Regions from separate parts of the Homo sapiens genome. Here region 2 is linked to region 1. Evidence: chromatin loops called from intact Hi-C (ENCODE). Cell type or tissue: PC-9. All regions are shown on one strand. Links, peaks and the distances in the headings refer to the core of each region. The heading gives the core; the rest is flanking DNA. Region 1 has its middle 6.6 kb from the start of ADCY6-DT. Region 2 has its middle 16 kb from the start of OR8S1.

Region 1 (9,992 bases), core at 1,428-9,427:
GCGGAAGGTGCAAGCCTGCATCATGGGCTGACGCCATGGCACATGCATGCTGCTGGACGGTGTCAAATGCATGGGTGCCAAGCTGGAATACTACTCGGAGCACAGCGACTGGCACGGCTTTGACTGAGGCCCGAGGTCCTGCCTGCCCTGGGCTGCCCTGCCTGCCCTGGGCTGCTCAGCCTTAAACCCTGCCTTGTTCCCCCATACCCGACATGCTGCCTGATGGTGTGGCTTCCTTGCCCCTCTCCAGGGTGGGTGGGATGGAGTGGCCTTGCCCACGCCTGTCACCTCTGCCTTCATTCAAGCCACCACCCTGCCTCTCCTGCATCCTCCTCTTCCACTTCCTCCTCTCCGTGTGCCTCAGTCTCCTGCCAGAAGAAATGGCTTGAGCCCTCAAGGAGGCTGTCTGAGGAAGGAAGGGGAGGGCCTGGGGTGGGTACTCCCACTCCCCACCCCAAGCCATAGGGGCTCCAGCCAGGGTCTGGGAGAGGACGGAGCTGGTTCTCTGAGGTCGTGGCCCCGTTACCTCTGCTGCTGCCTTGCTTCAGCCGCCTCTCCTGCCCCTCCCTCGTTCGCACTGCTGTCCTCCATGAGTAGCAGGGAGGTGCAGTCCCCAGCTCCTACCCCTCAGGTCTGTGTTACTTGATTTTTAAGCGAGTGGTTGGGATAGAATCCTAAAGAAATAAAACTTCCAGTGTGGGGGCGGGGTGGGGGGGAGACGACCCTTGTCCCCAGTGTTACTCCCAAACATTTGTGTGATATGCCGGCAAGGATCAGGGAGATAACCGATTTCAGTTATCTGCACTCACATACAGGCCCTTTGAGGCTTGTGAGATGAGAAAGTTTGATATTGTTAATCTTTTCAGTCTCTCTCACCTCTTACACACATATACAGAGCTGGCTTCCTGGACCACTTCTGGAAAGAGCAAAATCTACTTTTTCCATGGCAACTATTTAGCCAAGGAGACTGGGAGTAAAAGGGAGGATGTCCCTATGACCCTCTCCTTACTACTCTAAAATATCTTTTTTTTTTCTTTTGAGGTGGAGTCTTGCGCTGTTGCCCAGTCTGGAGTGCAGTGGCGTGATCTCGGCTCACTACATCTTCCGTCTCCTGGGTTCAAGCGATTCTCGTGCCTCAGCCTCCTGAGTAGCTGGGGTTACAGGTGTGTACCACCACACCCAGCTAATTTTTGTATTTTTAGTAGAGACGGAGTTTCGACATGTTGGCCAGGCTGGTCTTGAACTCCTGCCCTCAAGCCATCCACCCACCTTGGCCTCCCAAAGTGCTGGGATTACAGGTGTGAGCCACCATGCCTGGCCTTTTTTTTTTTTTTTTCTTTTTTGAGTAAAATATCTTAAAGAAAAGTGTGGGCATCATGATAGTCCACCAAGAAATACTTCAGTAGTATCACTCAGAAAGAACATATTTCAACCACCATATGATCTGGCAATCCCACTATTGGGTATATATCTGAAGAAATAAAACCAGTATGTTGAAGAGATATCTGCACTCCCATATTTATTGCAGCTTTATTCACAATAGCCAAGATATAGTAACTGGGCACAGTGGCTCACATCTATAGTCCCAGCTACTCTGGAAAGCTGAGGCAGGAGGATTGCTTGAGTCCAGGAGTTGGAAGCTGCAGGGCACTATGATCATGCCTGTGAATAGCCACTGCCCTCCAGCCTGGGCAACAAAGCAAGATCTGTCCTTATTAAAAAAAAAAAAAAAAAAAAAAAAAAAAAAAAAAAAAGGCCAGGCGCAGTGGCTCATGCCTGTAATCCCAACACTTTGGGAGGCCAAGACAGGCAGATCACAAGGCCAGGAGTTCAAGACCAGCTTGACCAATATGGTGAAACCTCGTCTCTACTAAAAATACAAAAATTAGCCTGGCGTGGTGGCGAGCGCCTAGCTACTCACGAGCCTGAGGCAGGAGAATTGCTTGAACCCAGGAGGCAGAGGTTGCAGTGAGCCAAGGTTGTGCCACTGCACTCCAGCCTGGGCGACAGAGCGAGACTCCGTCTCAGAAAAAAAAAACAAAAAAAACAAAAAACAACACACACAATAGCCAAGATATGGAATCACCCTGAGTGTCCATCAACAGAAAAATGGATAAAGAAAATGCAGTATACAGTATATATATTATGTAATAATATTCAGCCATAAAAAAGAATGAAATTTTGCAATTTATGGCAATATGGATGAACCTGGAGGATATTATGCTAAGTGAAATGAGCCCAGCACAGAAAGACAAATGCCATGTGATCTCTTTTTTTTTTTGAGACGGAATCTCTCTGTCACCTAGGCTGGAGTGCAATGGTGTGGTCTTGGCTCACTGCAACCTCCACCTCCTGGGTTCAAATGATTCTCCTGCCTCAGCCTCCCAAGCAGCTGGTACTACAGGTGCATGCCACCACACCCGGCTAATTTTTGTATTTTTAGTAGAGACGGGGTTTCACTGTGTTGGCCAGGCTGGTCTCGAACTCCTGACCTCATGATCCGCCCGCCTTAGCCTCCCAAAGTGCTGGGATTACAGGCATGAGCTATTGCACCTGGCCATGATCTCATTTATACGTGGAATCTTAGAAAGTTGAACTTGTAGAAAAAGTAGAATGGCAGTTACCGGAGGCTGGGGAGTGGGAGGATTGGGCCGAAATGAAGTTGGCCAAAGGATACAAAATCTGTTAGATGAGAGGAATAAGTTCAAGACATCTATTGCACAACGTGGTGAATAGAGTTAATAGCAATGCATCTTATACTTGAAATTGCTAAAAGAGTAGATTTTAGGTGTTCTCACCACCAAAAAAAAAAGATAAGCATGTGAAGTGATGCATATGTTAATTAGCTTGATTTAACCATTTCACAATGTATACATATTTCAAAACATGTTGTACACAATTTACGTACATATATATAATTTTTATTTGTCAATTTAAATAAATAAATAAATGTTAAAATTAGGGGGAATTTCTTAGTGTCAAAATAACATTACCCGGCCGGGCACGGTGGCTCACGCCTGTAATCCCAGCACTTTGGGAGGCCCAGGCGGGCGGATCATGCGGTCAGGAATTCAAGAACAGCCTGACCAACATGGTGAAACCCTGTCTCTACTAAAAATACAAAAATTAGCCGGTCTTGGTGGCACGCGCCTGTAATCCCAGCTACTCAGGAGGCCGAGGCAGGAGAATCACTTGAACCCGGGAGATGGAGGTTGCAGCGAACCTGAGATCCTGCCACTGAACTTCAGCTGGGTGACAGTGCGAGACTCCGTCTCAAAAAAAAATAAAAAAATAAAAAAATAACATTACCCTTCCCTAACACAATTAAACATAATTCCATCTAATATCCAGCACACTTTCAAGTTTCATCATTTGTAAGAGGGGTTAACTTTGATGGGTTTGGGTGGGGGAAGAATTTAAAAAGCCCTCAAGAAGGAAGTGGCATTTTGAGGAGTCCTTGAAAGATGACTAACAGCTACCACATTGTGACAGGCAAACCTGAGATGGCCACAAATGATCCCCACGTCTTGGTATTCATGCCCTTGAGTAATCCCCTCCCCTTGACTGTGGGCTGGCCTAGAGACTTACTTCTGATCCATCAGAAGGTGATGGACGGCACTTCTATAATGAGGCTATAAGAGACCATTGACTTCTGTTTGCTAGCGGAATCTCTTCTTGCTGGCTTGGATGAAGACATGCTGCCATGTGGCAGAGGCCTAAGGGAAAGGTGCCTGAGGCCCTCAGTCCAGCAGCCCAGCCCATATGGAACTGAATCCTATCAACGACCACATGAGCTTGGAATTGGATCCTTCCTTATTCCAACCATAGATGAGACTGAAGCCTCAGCTAACATCTTGCTTGTAGCTTTGTGAGACCTTGAAGTAGAGGACCCCACTGAGCTATGCTCAGTCTCCTGATAGGCAGAAACTATGAAACAGTAAACGTGTGTTGCTTTAGGCTGCTAAATGTGTGGTAATTTGTTACGCAGCAATAGAGAACTAATACACTTGTTTAATAAAAATGGCCTTGTGCATGGAAGTCATTGCTATCCTCCCTTTTTTACTAAGGGGGAAACTAAGGCCCAGAAAGGCTTGATGAATTGCCCAACACATACCAGTCATCTTGATTGTAAAAACAGAAACAGACTCCAACTAATGGGAGCAGAAATGACATTTGTTGGAAGGATAGTGAATAACTTGCTCACAGAACTGATAGAAAGGCAAGAGTATAAGGCGTAAAAAACAGGCAGGAACAAAGAGAAATTAGGCAGCAGGAATGATAGGAGGGTCAAGTTCGGGCTTCTGACACTGCTGCTGAAAGCAGAATGAATTCTAAACCGCTCTTGCTTCTTCACACCCCCCAGCTCCAGACTCTAAGCTTTTGGTAGGAGTGGCCAGTCATCTGAGCTTGGGTCAGCGGGTTGGTGACTGGGATCAGTTCACAGTAGGTGCTCAAACATGGTTAATTCAACTCATAAAAGACGAATCTGGCATTGCGTATAAAACTAGATGGAGGGTGCGCTCATCCCTCCAACACCCAGAGACCAGTGTTCCAGCCCTTCCCTGATTTCCAGAATTTCCCATACTGCCCCTAGGAGCCGTGAGCCAGAGAAGACTATAGATTGAGTAGCGAAAAGTTGGGAACTAACTATGGGCTGCAGTACCATGATTGTGCCACCAGAGGGCATACAAGACCCAGACATTTACTAAGGTGGGGACGAGGGAATAGGTGCTGGCGGAATGGGATAGTGAAGACTGAGGAAGTCTGGGCTCTGGAAACCCAGAGAAGGACTAGCAGTGGTGTGGGCACCAAGAGTTGCCTCATCCTCATGGCCCTAGCTGTACTCCCTCTCCACTCTGGAAGCTTTGGGCTCTCCTGGTCTTTGCTCTGAGACCTTTAAGAGGACTTTGGACTCTTCTTTTTATGGCATCAATTCTCCAACTGTAAATACTGCCCCCACCCCATCAGTTCCAGATCGGCATTGGAATAGAGTGCAGGGGTGGGTAGGGTGGGGTAATGGGTGTGCCTCTCGCCCTGCAAATGGGGTGAGGTTGGGATGGGCAGTAGCTTCCTCAAACTAGAGCTCCTATGGCAGTAGGGCAGAAGGAGGTGGAGTGGGCCTTCTCCTCTGGGCTGTAACTTCCAGTGCGTAGCACAGCGCCTGGGACGTGGTAGGAACTCAATAAATATTTGTCGATTGTTGATAATTATTTGATATGCATAAACCATGCAGAGAGAGCCAAGGCAGGTCATTAGGGTACTCCAACTCCAAAACATTTCCTGAGTCCTTCCACTTCTCAGCAGCCCCGCCCTCTATCACCATCCTTGTCCAAGCCACTGTTTCCACCTGGACCACTATAATAGCTTTCTAAGTGGTTTCCCTTGCATCCCTTGATCCCACAATTTATTCTCCACTCAGCAGCTACCATGATCCTTTAAAACCATAAATCAGATCGTGCCACTTCTGAGCTTAACACCTTCCAAAGGCTTCTCATTACACTTTCAATGAAATCCAAACTCCTTTCCCTGGCCTAAGAGCTTCTCCACTAGCTAGGGCATGCCTCCCTTTCTGACCTCATCTTATACTTTCTTCCTTCAACACATGGGCTTCAGCCTCACTGACTTTCTGTTTCTTAAGCACCGTGAGCTTGCTATTGCCTTAGGGCTTTTGCATTAGCTGTTCCCTCTGAAATGCTCTTTACCCAGATTCTTTGCATGGCTGACTCCTTGTCATTCAGGTCTGCATGTACATAGCACTTCCTTATAGGGACCTTTCTTGACAGCCATACCTAGGTTTCTACCCCAGTCACTTCCTATCGATCCTGGGTTCTAATTGTCATCATAGCACTTATCATCAACTATCTTCTCATCTATTCTTTTTTTTTTTTCCCGAGATGGAGCCTTGCTTTGTCACCCAGGCTGGAGTGCAGTGGCAGGATCTCAGCTCACTGCAACCTCCGCCTCCAGGGTTCAAGCAATTATCCTGCCTCAGCCTGCTGAGTAGCTGGGATTACACACACCCGGCTAATTTTCGTATTTTTAGTAGAGATGGGGTTTCACCATGTTGGCCAGGCTCGTCTTGAACTCCTGACCTTGCAATCCACCAGCTTTGGCCTCCCAAAGTGCTGGGATTACAGGCATGAGCCACCATGCCCAGCTTATTCTTTTTTTTGTTTTGTTTTTTTTTGAGACAGTGTCTCGGTCTGTCACCCAGGCTGGAGTGCAGTGGTGCAATCACGGCTCACTGCAACCTTGCCCTCCTGGGCTCAAGTGATCCTCCTGCCTCAGCCTCCTGAGTAAGCTGGAACCACAGGTGCACAGCACCACACTTGGCTAATTTTTAAAATTTTTTAGTCGAGATGAGGTCTCGCTATGTTGACCAGGCTGGTCTCAAACTCCTGAGCTCAAGCAATCCTCCTGCCAAAGTGCTGGGATTATAGGCATGAGACACTGCACCTGGCTCATCATTTTTTCATAAGTTTTTAAATAATTTTTTTTTGTAGAGATGGGGTCTCACCATGTTGCCCAGGCTGGTCTCAAACTCTTGGGCTCAAGTGATCCTTGTGCTTCAGCCTCCCAAAGTGCTGGGATTGCAGGTGTGAGCTGCCATGCCCAGCCTCATCTATTCATTTATTTCTTGTTTCCTCCCACTAGAAGGTAAGCTTAATGAGACTAGGAACTCTGTCTGCTGAGTTCAATTACTGTATCCTCAGCACCTATTAATAGAAGAGTGCCTAACACATAGTAGCGAGAGTAGGTGACAGGGCGAGACTCCATCTCAAAAATAAATAAATAAATAAATAAATAAATAAATAAATATGGGATGAATGAATAATGGATCTAAGGGGATGGGGAAGGGATTTTGTATCCCCCTGGAGTTGAGCCCATTCTCAAGGGTAGTGGTGGTGGTGGCGGTGGAAATGGAGTTGGCCAGAGCCTATTCCAACCCTGGAAGTAGAAGGGGTTGTGAGTCTCTGGAGTGGTGATGGTGGTGGTGGTGGTAGCAGCAGTGATGTTAGGGGTAGTGAAACGGACAAGGCATATTTGCTAGATTGAATGAATGTGTTTTTTTTGTTTTGTTTTGTTTTTTGAGACGGAGTCTCACTCTGTTCCCCAGGCTGTAGTGCAGTGGTGCAATCTCGGCTCACTGCAACCTCTGCCTCCCGAGTTCAAGCTATTCTCCTGCGTCAGCCTCCCCAGTAGCTGGGACTACAGGCGCGTGTCACTATACCGGGCTAATTTTTGTAGTTTTAGGAGAGACGGGGTTTCACCTTGTTGGGCAGGCTGGTCTCAAACTCCTGACTCAGGTGATCTGCCCGCCTTGGCCTCCCAAAGTGATGGGATTACAGGCACCAGCAACCGCACCCAGCTGTGAATTGTTTTTATATGTCTTTCTTACTTTCAGAAAATAAAATGTGCAGACTTTTGGTGTTTTTTCTTTTTTTTTTTTTTTGAGACGGAGTTTCGCTCTCGTTGCCCAGGCTGGAGTGCAATGGCGCGATCTTGGCTCACCGCAACCTCCGCCTTCCAGGTTCAAGCAATTCTCCTGCCTCAGCCTCCCGAGTAGCTGGGATTACAGGCATGCACCACCATGCCCGGCTAATTTTGTATTTTTATAGTAGAGACGGGGTTTCTCCATGTTGAGGCTGGTCATGAACTCCTGACCTCAGGTGATCCTCCCGCCTCGGCCTCCCAAATTGCTGGGATTACAGGCGTGAGCCACCGCGCCTGGCCAAATTGTGCAGACTTTTGATCTTTAAGACAGAAAAGCTAGGGAATGGTTGTTTGCATTGTAAAAGGAATCTTTGCTTTGTAAAAGGGCGTAGGCAGAGGCTAGTTTAGCTGTAACCCAAACAACCCAAGGAAGGCTCAGGGCACTCAAGCCTATCCGTTAGTTACATTGCAGGGTGTTTTCAACACTGCTTATGTATAGAGTGTTGTCCAGATACACTTTTGGCTGTGTGAAGCTTACACTTACATATAATACATTCTGCTTGTAAGAGTTTCCTCTTCCTGAAAATGAGAGATTGAAAATACATCACTCTTGTGACTATGGTCTGTATTATTAAAAAAAAAAAAAAAAGGTCGTTGAGATCAAGCAAGCTAGACGTGGAGAAATACAGTTCCTGCTGACTGCCTCTCTCTTTCTTCTCTTTGTCAGAGTTAAAACCTTCCAATTGGCCATGCGCGGTGGCTCATGCCTGTAATCCCAACACGTTGGTAGGCCACAACGGGTGGATTGCTTGAGCTCGAGTTTGAGACCAGCCTGGACAACATGGTGAAACCTGTCTCTATTAAAAATACAAAAATTAGCCGGGCATGGTGGCAAGCGCCTGTAGTCTCAGCTACTTGGGAGGCTGACGTAGAATCGCTTGAACTCAGGAGGCAGAGGTTACAGTGAGCCGAGATCGTGCCATTGCACTCCAGCCTGGGCAACAGAGCAAGACCCTGTCTCAAAAAAAAAAAAAAAAGTCCTAATATTCTGTAGTGCTAGAAATAGATTTGATGGTGGCCCTGCCCTGTCGGAACTTAAGACTCTAATATTCATGTCCGGCATGCACCTGTAATCCCAGCTACTGGGGAGGCTAAGGCAGGAGAATCACTTGAACTCAGGTGGCAGAAGCTGCAGTGAGCAGAGATCGTGCCACTGCACTCTAGCCTGGGCAACAGAACGAAACTCGGTCTCAAGAAAAAAAAAAAGATTCTAAGGCCAGGCACGGTGGCTTCACGGCTGTAATCCCAGCACTTTTGGAGGCTGAGGCAGTTAGATCACCTGAGGTCAAGAGTTTGAGACCAGCCTGGCCAATATGGAGAAACCGTCTCTCTACTACAAATACGAAAATTAGCCAGGTGTGGTGGTGGGCGCCTGTAATCCCAGCTACTCGGGAGGCTGACACAGGAGAATCACTTGAGCCTGGAAGGTGCTGGGACTATAAGCACGTATCATCACGCTGGGCTAATTTTTTTTTTTTTTTGAGACAGAGTCTTGCTGTGTTGCCCAGGCTGGAGTGCAGTGGCGCAATCTCAGCTCACTGCAACTTCCGCCTCCCAGGTTCAAGCGATTCCCTTGCCTCAGCCTCCCTAGTAACTGGGATTACAGGCGCGCGCCACCACTCCCCAATAATTTTTGTATTTTTAGTAGAGACGGGGTTTCACCATTTTGGTCAGGCTGGTCTCAAACTCCTGACCTCGTGATCTGCCTGCCTTGGCCTTCCAAAGTGCTGGGATTAAAGGAATGAGCCACCATGCCCAGCTAAAATTTAATTTTTTTTTTTTTTTTTGAGACGGAGTCTCGCTCTGTCGCCCAGGCCGGACTGCGGACTGCAGTGGCGCAATCTCCGCTCACTGCAAGCTCCGCTTCCCGGGTTCACGCCATTCTCCTGCCTCAGCCTCCCGAGTAGCTGGGACTACAGGCGCCCCCCACTACGCCCAGCTAATTTTTTGTGTGTTTTTAGTAGAGATGGGGTTTCACTGTGTTAGCCAGGATGATCTTGATCTCCTGACCTTGTGATCCGCCCGCCTCAGCCTCCCAAAGTGCTGGGATTACAGGCATGAGCCACCGCACCCGGCCTAAAATTTCATTTTTTAACGCATATTTATCTCAATTGTTTTTTGCATTTTCCCCATGTGGCTCATGAGCACATTATTCTAAGCGTAAGTGGTAGATAACCTGATTCAGGTATTTTGAAGAGGAAATTTTGATAGCAAAAACAATTTTTTTTTTTTGAGACGGCGTCTCGCTCTGTCTCCCAGGCTGGAGTGCAATGGCGTGATCTCGGCTCACTGCAACCTCCGCCTCCCGGGTTCAAGCGATTCTCCTGCCTCAGCCTCTCGAGTAGCTGGGACTACAGGTGCCCGCCACCACGCCCAGCTAATTTTTAATAGAGACGGGGTTTCACCATGTTGGCCAGAATGGTCTCGATTTCTTGACCTTGTGATCCACCCGCCTCGGCCTCCCAAAGTGCTGGGATTACAGGCGTGAGCCACCGCGC
Region 2 (9,992 bases), core at 816-8,815, 250 kb after region 1:
GCACACGAACATGGCACATGTATACATATGTAACAAACCTGCACATTGTGCACATGTACCCTGAAACTTAAAGTACAATAAAAAAAGAAAAAAAAAATAAATCCAGTATACAACGGCAAGAAAAAAAAAAAAGAATCATTGTTTATATTCTTTGTAAATTTATAATTAATGACAAAGAATTTGTGAGGTTGGTTGTAAGCTGTAGACTATCTGGTGTGCTTTGCATGTCTTTCTCGTTGGTTCTGTCAAAGAAAGAGTATCTTAGTTTAGGAAGCAGTCCCAGGACCCCATAAGCCTGCTGTTCAAGCCAGCCCAGCAAAACGATCAGTAACAAACTGGGTACAGGACTCCGTCTTGTTTCATGTCCTTGGGAGCATAACCTGTAACCACGTGGCAATACTTTTGAGGCAGAAATCAGAGAAATAAGAAAATAAAATTAAAAAGAAAAAGAAATAAGCTTTCCTATATTTCCTATATTACCCTTCCCAGCCTCTGGTAGCCATCCTTCTACTCTATGTTCATGAGTTCAATTGTTTTGATTTTTAGATCCTACAAATAAATGACAACATGCAATGTTTGTTTTTCTGTGCCTGGGTTATTTCACGTTACATAATGATCTCCAGTTCCATCCATGCTGTTACAAATGACTGGATCTCAGTCTTTTTAATGGCTGAATAGACTCCATTGTGTATGTGTGGTACAATAGTCTTGATTACCATAACTGTATAGTAATTCTTAGAATTGGATAATGTGAATCTTCCAATTTTGTTGTTTTTTCTCAGAATTGTTTGGGCTTATTCTAGTACCTTTGCCTTTACATATTCACCAGTTTCCTCAGGGTAAGGTTTTGAATCTGTTTTCCTGGCTACAGTGGGATTGCGCCAGTACCCTCAGAGTAGGGGCTTTGATGAATTACCTGCTTCTGGTTTAGCCTTTTGTTCTATACGGGAGACAAGAGAACCGGGTCTGGGAGGATTTAACAGTGGCTTCTGTTCTCCTACCCCAGCTAGAACTATGGGGAGAGATTTTCTTGAGAGCCTCATGGAGCTCCTGGAGGAAAAGGCTGGAAAAAGTTGGGAACCCCTCTATGATTGTGACCCTCAGGAACTTCAAAGTCTCATACTACCATACACTCAGTCACCAGCAATTTGTCAAAATTTCCAGTTTAATCTTCCTACTTCTTTACATAACACCCAGCAGCTTCTGTCCTAGGTAAGCAAATGCTCAGGTTCAGTGTCTCCTTGCAGGAACCTGCCTCTCCAGATTGATTTCTGTATGGCCATCTGCCCTGTGACCTCAGTTCTCTTATGGTCCAAGAAAAGTTACTGATTTTCAGTTTGTTCAGCTTTTTTTTTTTTTTTTTTTTTAAATAAGAGTGGGAGTGACATCTTTCCAGCCCTCTCCTTTTTTTTTTTTTTTTTTTTTTTTTTGAGACAGAGTCTTGCTCTGTCACCTAGGTTGGAGTTCAGTGGCACGATCTCAGCTCACTGCAACTTCCATCTCCCAGGCTCAAGGGATTCTCCTGCCTCAGCCTCCTGAGTAGCTTGGGTCGCAGGTTCATGCCACCACACCTGGCTAATTTTTGTATTTTTAGTAGGGATGGGGTTTTACCATGTTGGCCAGGCTGGTCTCCAACTCCTGACCTCAGGTGATCCGCCTGCCTCTGCCTCCCAATTTGCTGGGATTACAGGCGTGAGCCACCATGCCTGGCCTAGCCCTCTGCGTTTTTGAGTGGAAACTGGAAGTCTGAGTTTTAAGATAATAAAATCAGAGCTCCTGGTTCCAGGATGCCTTTTATTGTGCTGTATTTGAATCTGTAATTCCTCTTCATATATATTTTTTTCAGGCCAGGCGCAGTAATCCCAGCACTTTGGGAGACCTAGGCAGGTGGATTGCCTGAAGTCAGGAGTTTGAGACCAGCCTGGCCAACATAGGTAAACCTCATCTCTACTAAAAATACAAAAAATTAGCTGGGCATGGTGGTGGGTGCCTGTAATCCCAGCTACTCAGGAGGCTGAGGCAGGAGAATCACTTGAACCCAGGAGATGGAGGTTGCAGTGAGCCAAGATCATGCCATTGCACTCCAGCCTGGGCAACAAGAGTGAAACTTCATCTCAAAAACATTATATATATATATGTATTTTTTTCCATGGTAGTTGTTTTGGTCCATGTGTATCTCCTTCAACATTTTTTAATGGGGTTGTTCTGATTATTCCTCTTGATGGTTGTCTTTCATTGCCTGTTTGTACTATTGTTTCGTTTGCTCATTGTGGCAAAAGACTGGCTATTTCAGTTCTTTAAGTGGTAACAGTCTCATGAGAGAAGGGAATCTCCGCCTGTAGTGTAGCACCAGATAAGTTGCCAGTCCCACTTCCAGGCACCCACCTCTGCACTCCAGTTTTATGCTTTCCCATCCTCAAGACAGGGAAAACTTCCTCTGTTTTAGTTCTTCCTTAGATGCTTGGGAGTCAGATAGAGAGGTGCATTTACATGGGGCAATACCAACCTTTCAGCTGTATATCCATCACCCGAGTGCTAATGTTCCTGGAACATCCATGTTCAGCCCCCGGATAGAAAGGGTCACACACGCTGCAGCAGCTGCTGCTGCTGCTGCAGACGGGACTTCCATGGGACCTGGGGCTTTACCACTCCCACCTTCCGATTGCTGTAGCTGCAGCTTAGCTCAGGAAAGCCTTGGACTTGGGATTAGAGAGTATGGTGGGACATGTTCATGTTAGATATAGATAATATTAGATATATTAATGGTCAGTCATGCTGCATCTTCAGTTGATTTTGCATATCATTAGCTTATTCCATTAAATACTAATTATATTATTTAATAGAAAAATCTATTATTTTCACTTCGAAGTTTTATGAGACTTTATTCAAGTCCTTGAGTACTTATGATTTATTCTCCCTCCAGAAAAAATTTCCTCAAACCCAGATATCTTCTAATGTCCGCCTTTCTCAAAATCCCCAGCAAGCTCTTTGGTTATGGGCTTAGGGCAAAATAACCCTAGCTCATTTAGACTTCATTGCAGTCTGAATGACCAACCTACAATTTCTCCCCTTGGCTCATGAGAAACCCTCCCTGCTAACCTTCTGGGCCTCCTTGCTGACCCCACACTTGCTATTCAGCTCCCAATAAACTGCAGACTTCCTGAGGGTAAGAGGTTTTTTTGTACTAATGATGACAGTTAGACAGGACTCCATTGATAAAGAAGACTCCAGGGACCCAAAATGACGTTGCTTACAAATCTATGATTTGCAGGAAAAATGATACAAATGTAGCAACAGCATTAAAGTAAGGATATGCACCACAGCCAAAAGCTGCCTCCCATCAAGGAGTCCTGGAGACAGCCCTGGAGGGAGCTCCAATATTCTTCCCCCTACAGGGTCATACTAGCATGTGCTCACTCTCTTGATTAGAAACCACCAATGTGTATGTGAAACACATCAGAACCAGGAGCTCAGACAATCTGGGTATGTATGACACGTCCTTCCCTTGATCCAGTCTAGTGAACTAGCAGCTGCCCCATGAACTGTCCCTGCAAAGGTAGCGGACAACTGAAGATCCAGTGTAAGCCCAAATATTCCCTTAGGAGCTGGCAAACATTCTTCCCTACTCAGCAGTGTTCAAGGACAGGAACACTGCACCTTGATCTAAAACCCTCAGGAGCCATTTCAACAAGGGCTCAAAGGGAAGCTGCTTTTAACACTACAAAATGTCTCAATGATTTCACTTAACAACCCCTTACTTTCATGTTTCCTTTTGCCGTCCTTCCATTATCAGTCAGCTTGCCCCATTTGAAATGTCTTTTTTTTTTTTTTTTTTTTTTTTGAGACAGAGTCTTGCTCTCTCACCAGGCTGGAGTGCAGTGGCATGATCTTGGCTCACTGCAACCTCCACCTCCAGGTTCAGGTGAGTCTCCTGCCTCAGCCTCCTGAGTAGCTGGGACTACAGGCACGAGCCACCACGCCCAGCTAATTTTTTTTTTTTTTGTATTTTAGTAGAGATGGGGTTTCACCATATTGGCCAGGTTGGTCTCGATCTCATGACCTCGTGATCTGCTCCCCTTGGCCTCCCAAAGTGCTAGTATTACAGGTGTGAGCCACCATGCCCGGCCGATAACAAATCTTTATTAGCAAAGAACACAGAATAAACAACTTTACAACCAAAAAGTAATTTTTGCCATAAAAAGGTGGCATATATATATATATATAATGGCTGAGGAATAACCAAAACTTGCCATGTAAGGCCAGTAAGAAAATTCCAACAATTAACAAGAATGCAATTTTCAATGGCCCATTAATTACAGAAAAATTAAACAACTACATCAAAATTAAAATTGCCTACATATTAGAAATACATTTCAACTTAACTAAATATCTTCTTAGTAGTAATTAGTCTCATAGTTACAACCCGGTGTCAGGTTATGGTTGCCCAGCTTCCTTTGGTTGGAGCGCCGTCTCCTGGCCAGAGAATGTGAAGCTCAGCCAAAGGAGATCTTTGGGCTTCCTTTTACCTTTGCTAATGCAGCAACCGTGGAACTGAATTTTAGTGGACCTGCCACTGGATTGAAATTTCCTGCCAATCCATTTTACTAGCTCCTGAGGTTTCAGTTTTATAATTTTCAGATCTCACTGGGAAGGTTTATTATCAGCAAGTGATTTCAAAGCATGTGCTACTTCAAACTAAGGGCAAGTAGGCAACCAACCACATGGCGTCAATGATTCATTTTCATCCTCTTTATCGGAACCACCCCTTTTCTATCTAAATAATGCCTTAGTTATAGTTTTAGCTAAAAATGAGTTGGGGAGACAAATTTCTAATCCCACATATGATGCTGGCTGGCTGAACTAATGGCAGCAGTTAGGCAGAGAGTAATGGCTAAGTCCAAAACACCTAATTTTTCTTCAATTGCAAAGTCCAAAAACACTTCTGGTCCCTCACAGGACCCCAAATAATGATGCTTACCAACCTATGGTTACTTTGGGAAAAGGATACAACACAGAAGTAACTTGAAGTAAGGAGAAATGTCACAGCCAAAGGATGTCTCACACAAGGTGTCCAGTGAGACCTGGCATGGGTTCCAGCTGTCCTCTCTCTATAAGGTAATGCCAGGACCTGCTTCACCCTCAGATCAGGAATCAGCGATGGGTAATGAGCTCAGCTAACTGTAAGAGCAAGGCCTTCTCCATCTTCTCCCCACAATATCTGGTGAATTCTATTATACAAGACAGGCTTAGTCAGCTGCCTTAGCACCTCGATGGTTTCTGTGTGTGACCAGGACTGCATTGTAACACATGCAGTCCTGCATTATCTTTGCAGGACTGCATTGTAACACTTTTAAAATTCATAATCTATAGCTTGATTATTGTGGAAGTCAAGCAACAAAATGATAAAATTCGAACTCTGTCTGAAAATCTGTAAAGACACTAGGTAGTTCATCATTTTTGTCTCCTGTCCAAAGACACAGATGTCTCAGGGAGTAAAGGTAATGTCAACACAAACTTGCATTTTCTTCTTTTTTTTTTGTTTTTGAGATGGAGTTTTGCTCTTGTCGCCCAGGCTGGAGTGCAATGGTGTGATCTCAGCTTACTGCAACCTTCACTTCCCAGGTTCAAGTGATTCTTATGGCTCAACCTCCAAGTGGCTGGGATTACAGGTGCCTGCCATCATGCCTGGCTAGTTTTTTGTACTTTTAGTAAAGACAGTGTTTCACCATTTTGTCCAGCCTGGTCTCAAACTCCTGACCTAAGGTGATCCACCCTCCTCAGCCTCCCAAAGTGCTGGGATTACAGGTGTGAGCCACCGTGCCTGGTCTAACTTGCATTTTCTTGATCAGTGGTGTATTGTAATTTTTTAGCCCACAGACTCAGGTATGCAAAATATGATTTTATTTTAAACACATTTTGGAGATACACATTTTGGATGAGTATCTCTCATCCAAAATGCTTGGGAGGGAATGTTTTGGGTTTCACAGTTTTTCAGATTTTGGAATATTTTCATCACACTTGCCAGCTGAGCATCCCTAATCTTAAATTCCAAAATTCAGATGCTCCAGTGAGCATTTCCTTTGAGCTTCATGTTGGTGCTCAAAAAGTTTTGAATTTTGGAGAATTTTGGATTAGGAATCCTCAAACTGTATTAATTTATCTTTCAAGCTTCTGTTTATGTCTGAAGCAAAAATTTAATTCAGTCATGTTAAGTATGAACTCAGTGGAAAATTCTGTGATTTCTCAGTCATTTAAGGTTTCATAACTATACATTAAGATTTTCCCCTTCTTGTCTCTTACTGGGGGTTGATGTTATGCTGACCCTAGAGTAACTGTGGTGTTGGTGACCACAGGCATCTACTCACTGGTGGCCTGCCTTGGTTCTATGCTGATTTCCTGCTCCACATGTGACTCATCCCCTCTGGCCCTCAGGTGTGGCCCTCTCTCTCCTGGTAATCTAGCATGGCGTAGATGATCCTTATCCAGTTGCTGGCAAGGCTGTCCAAGGCATATTTGCTAAGTCAATTTCCTTTTGTTCTGGTCATAAGACCCTTTGTGGGTGTAGTATACTATTAGAGACATACTGTGGCTACAAGATTAACAATAACCATAAGGCCCACTCAAATATCACACATGGCCCACACTATATGTCACTTAGCAGTATGATGCAAGGTGGCCTGGGGATTTCCAACTCTGGCCAGAGTATTACTAGGACAAGTTGCATCATCATATATAGTGTAGGTCCTGTGAGATGTTTGAGTGGGCCTTATGGTTATCATTAATCTTACAGCTGCAATATGTGTCTTATAGTATACTACAGTGGGCTGCTAACTCTCTCGTAAGCTGACATTCTTTTTTTTTTTTTTTTTTTGAGATGGAATCTCCCTCTGTCACCTAGGCTGGAGTGCAGTGGCGCAATCTTGGCTCACTGCAACCTCCGCCTCCCGGGTTCAAGCGATTCTTCTGCCTCAGCGTCCCGAGTAGCTGGGACTACAGGTGTGCGTTACCATGCCCGGCTAATTTTTGTATTCTTAGTAGAGACGGGGTTTCGCCATACACGCCAGGCTGATCTTGAACTCCTGACCTCATGATCTGCCCTCCTCAGCCTCCCAAAGTGCTGGGATTACAGGTAGGAGCCACCGCACCCGGCCTGTAAGCTGACATTCTTGCCCTACTAGTAGTCACTGCCTTCCCCTGTCATTCTAAGGCTAAGGGGAACTCAGGAAAGGATCTCTTACCTCTTATACCTGTACAATTCATTCTTCCATTTCTTGTTCATAGTGGTTGCACCATATTTTGCAGGGAAGTTCTCAAGGGACTTGCCATTTTTCTGGGTCCCAACTAACCTTATGATGATAAGAAAGAGAGAGGACATGTTTTGGGGAATGAAAACATGATGCTTACCATTTAGCTCATTTAGCTATGCTCATTTTTCTGCCCAAGTCCACTTCTCATTTCTCTTTTCATGTACTCTTTAGGGACCAACCTGAGTGGGAACAGAGGTGAAGCCAAGGCTTAAGAGTGGTGGCAGCAAGAGAACTCCCACGATTGCTAGTCATGCTAATTTAGCCTTTCCACCATTTTCCTTTCCTTTGGAGTTTGATGGATACTTTCTGTGTAAAGGGAAAGGATACTTAACCTAAACTATTGATTGTTCCACCACTTGAGTTCTAGGGCTATTGTAATAAGTCAGAGTTAAGTAGAGAAGCCTGACCCTTCTGAAATGTCTACTGAATTCTATTCCCAAACCACTTGTATCACATATAGTATGGTATCACTGGATCAGAAGGGAGTCAGTGATTGCCTGCCTTATTTCCTCTCCCTTCTGACACTTATCCCCACCCCAAACACTTGTAATTCTTTTCAAATGAGATTCAGTGTTTTTGTGGGGTCATTCCTATGGGTCTGAGATGTAAACACAGATACCTAGGCACAGTGACTGCGTTGAGGGGTCATCTGAAGGCATGCAGCCTCCTTGTATATCCTCATTCTTAAATAGGAAAAATAAATGTCTTTTCAATATTTCATTAAATACACCAATACATCCTTCCCCCCAGCTTTTATGAGGTATAATTGATGAACAAAAATTGTATATATTTAAGATATGCAAACTGATATTTTGATATATGTATACATTGTGAAATAATCACCGTAATGGAGCTAATTAACATATCCATCATCTCCATACTGCTTTTCATAGAGGTTGTACTAATTTACATTCCCACCAACAGTGTATAAGCATTCCCTTTTCTCTGCATCCTCACCAACATCAGTTATTTTTTGTCCTTTGAATTCTAGCCATTCTGACTGGTGTAAGATGATATCTTATTGCAATTTTAATTTGTATTTCTCTGATGATGAGTGACGTTGAGCATTTTTTCCTATACTTGTTGGCCATTCATATGTCTTCTTTTGCAAAATATCTATTTACATCCTTCTTTCACTTTTTTTTTTTTTTTGAGATAGAGTCTTGCTCTGTCACCCAGACTGGAGTGCAGTAGTGCAATCATAGCTCACTGCACCCTCAACCTCCTGGGCTCAAGTGATCCTCCCACCTCAGCCTCCCCAGTAGCTGGAACCACAGACTCACACCACCATGCCCAGCTAACTTTTTAATTTTAATAGAGACGGGGTCTTGCTACATTGCCCAGGCTGGTCTTGAACTCCCGGCTCAAGTGATCCTCCTGCCTCGATGTCCAGATGTGTTGGGATTGCAGGCATGAGCCACTGCACCTGGCCATTTGCCCACTTTTAAATAGGATTATTTGTTTTTGTTGTTGTTGTTTGCATTCCTTGTACATTCTGAATATTAATACCCTGTTGAATGCATAGTTTGCAAATACTTTCTTGCATTCTGCAGGTTGTCTGTTCATGTGTTGGTTATTTCTTTTGCTTTGCAGAAGCTTTTTAGTTTAATTAAATCTCATTTATTTATTTTTGTTTTTGTTGCTTGTGCTTTTGAGGTCTTAGTCATGAATTCTTTGCCTAGACCAATGCCCAGAAGAGTTTTTCCTAGGTTTTCTTTTTTTTTTTTTTTTTGAGACAGGGTCTTGCTCTGTCACCCAGGGTGAGTGCAGTGGCACCACTGCAGCTCACTACAGCCTTGACCACCCGGGCTCAAGCGATCCTCCTGCCTCAGCCCCCTGAATAGCTGGGATTACAGACATACACCACCATGCTTGGCTAATTTTTATACTTTTTGTAGAGACAACATTTTGCCATGTTGCCCAGGCTGGTCTCGAACTCCTGAGCTCAAGTGATATGCCTGCCTCGGCCTCCCAAAGTGCTGGGATTACAAGAATGAGCCACTGTGCCTGGCCTAGTTTCGGTCTTTTAATTTAAGTCTTTAATCTATTTTGAGTTGATTTTTGTATATGGTGAGAGATATAGGTCCAGTTTCATTCTTCTGCATATGGTTATCTAATTTTTTCAGCACTTTTTATTCAAAATGGTGTCCTTTCCATAATGTAAGTTCTAGCTGGCTTTGTCAAAATCAGTTGGCTATAAATTTGTGGCTTTATTTCTGGGTTCTCTATTCTGTTCCATTGGTCTATGTGTCTATTTTTATACCAATACCATGCTGTTTGGTTACTATAGTGTTGTAATATATTTTGACATCAGGTAATGTGATGTGGGCTGCTTTGTTCTTTATCCTCCAGATTCTTTGGCTGTTTGGGCTCTATTTGGTTCCATATGAATTTCACAATTGCTTTTTCTAATTCTGTGAAGAATGATGTTGGCATTTCGATAGGGATTGCATTGAATCTGTAGATTGCTTTGGGCAGTATGGTCATTTTGATGATATTAATTCTTCTGATTTGTGATCATGGGATGTTTTTCCATTTGTTTGTGTTGTCTACAATTTCTTTCATCAGTGCTTTGTTGTTTCTCTTGTAGAGATCTTTCACTTCCTCGGTTTAATTTGTCACTATAGGTATTTTGTTTTACTTTTGTAGCTATTGTAAATGGGATTGCTTTCTTGATTTCTTTCC

The links. Hi-C counts contacts between places; a loop is a spot of excess contacts. Peaks named below come from ENCODE experiments on the same cell type or tissue, not always from the same donor. Only the 100,000 strongest peaks of a DNase experiment are listed, where the experiment ranks them.
Region 2: it touches region 1 in a loop (13-fold over the local background); 18 of 110 quality-filtered maps call a loop at or near these places.

The regions. Positions count from the first base shown.
Region 1 is chr12:48,790,706-48,800,697 of GRCh38, reverse strand. It overlaps the pseudogene ADISSPP1. Among named protein-coding and RNA genes, the nearest start is that of ADCY6-DT, 6.6 kb to the right of the region's middle. RefSeq lists a silencer at 4,538-4,832. In PC-9, for the core only: CTCF peaks have their summits at 4,463 and 4,667 (motif pointing right); DNase peaks (open chromatin) are centred at 3,547, 4,727 and 5,687; H3K27ac peaks cover 2,036 bases.
Region 2 is chr12:48,536,980-48,546,971 of GRCh38, reverse strand. No RefSeq gene overlaps it. Among named protein-coding and RNA genes, the nearest start is that of OR8S1, 16 kb to the right of the region's middle. RefSeq lists a silencer at 4,438-4,547. In PC-9, for the core only: a CTCF peak has its summit at 4,469 (motif pointing left); a DNase peak (open chromatin) is centred at 6,411; H3K27ac peaks cover 1,946 bases; H3K27me3 peaks cover 387 bases.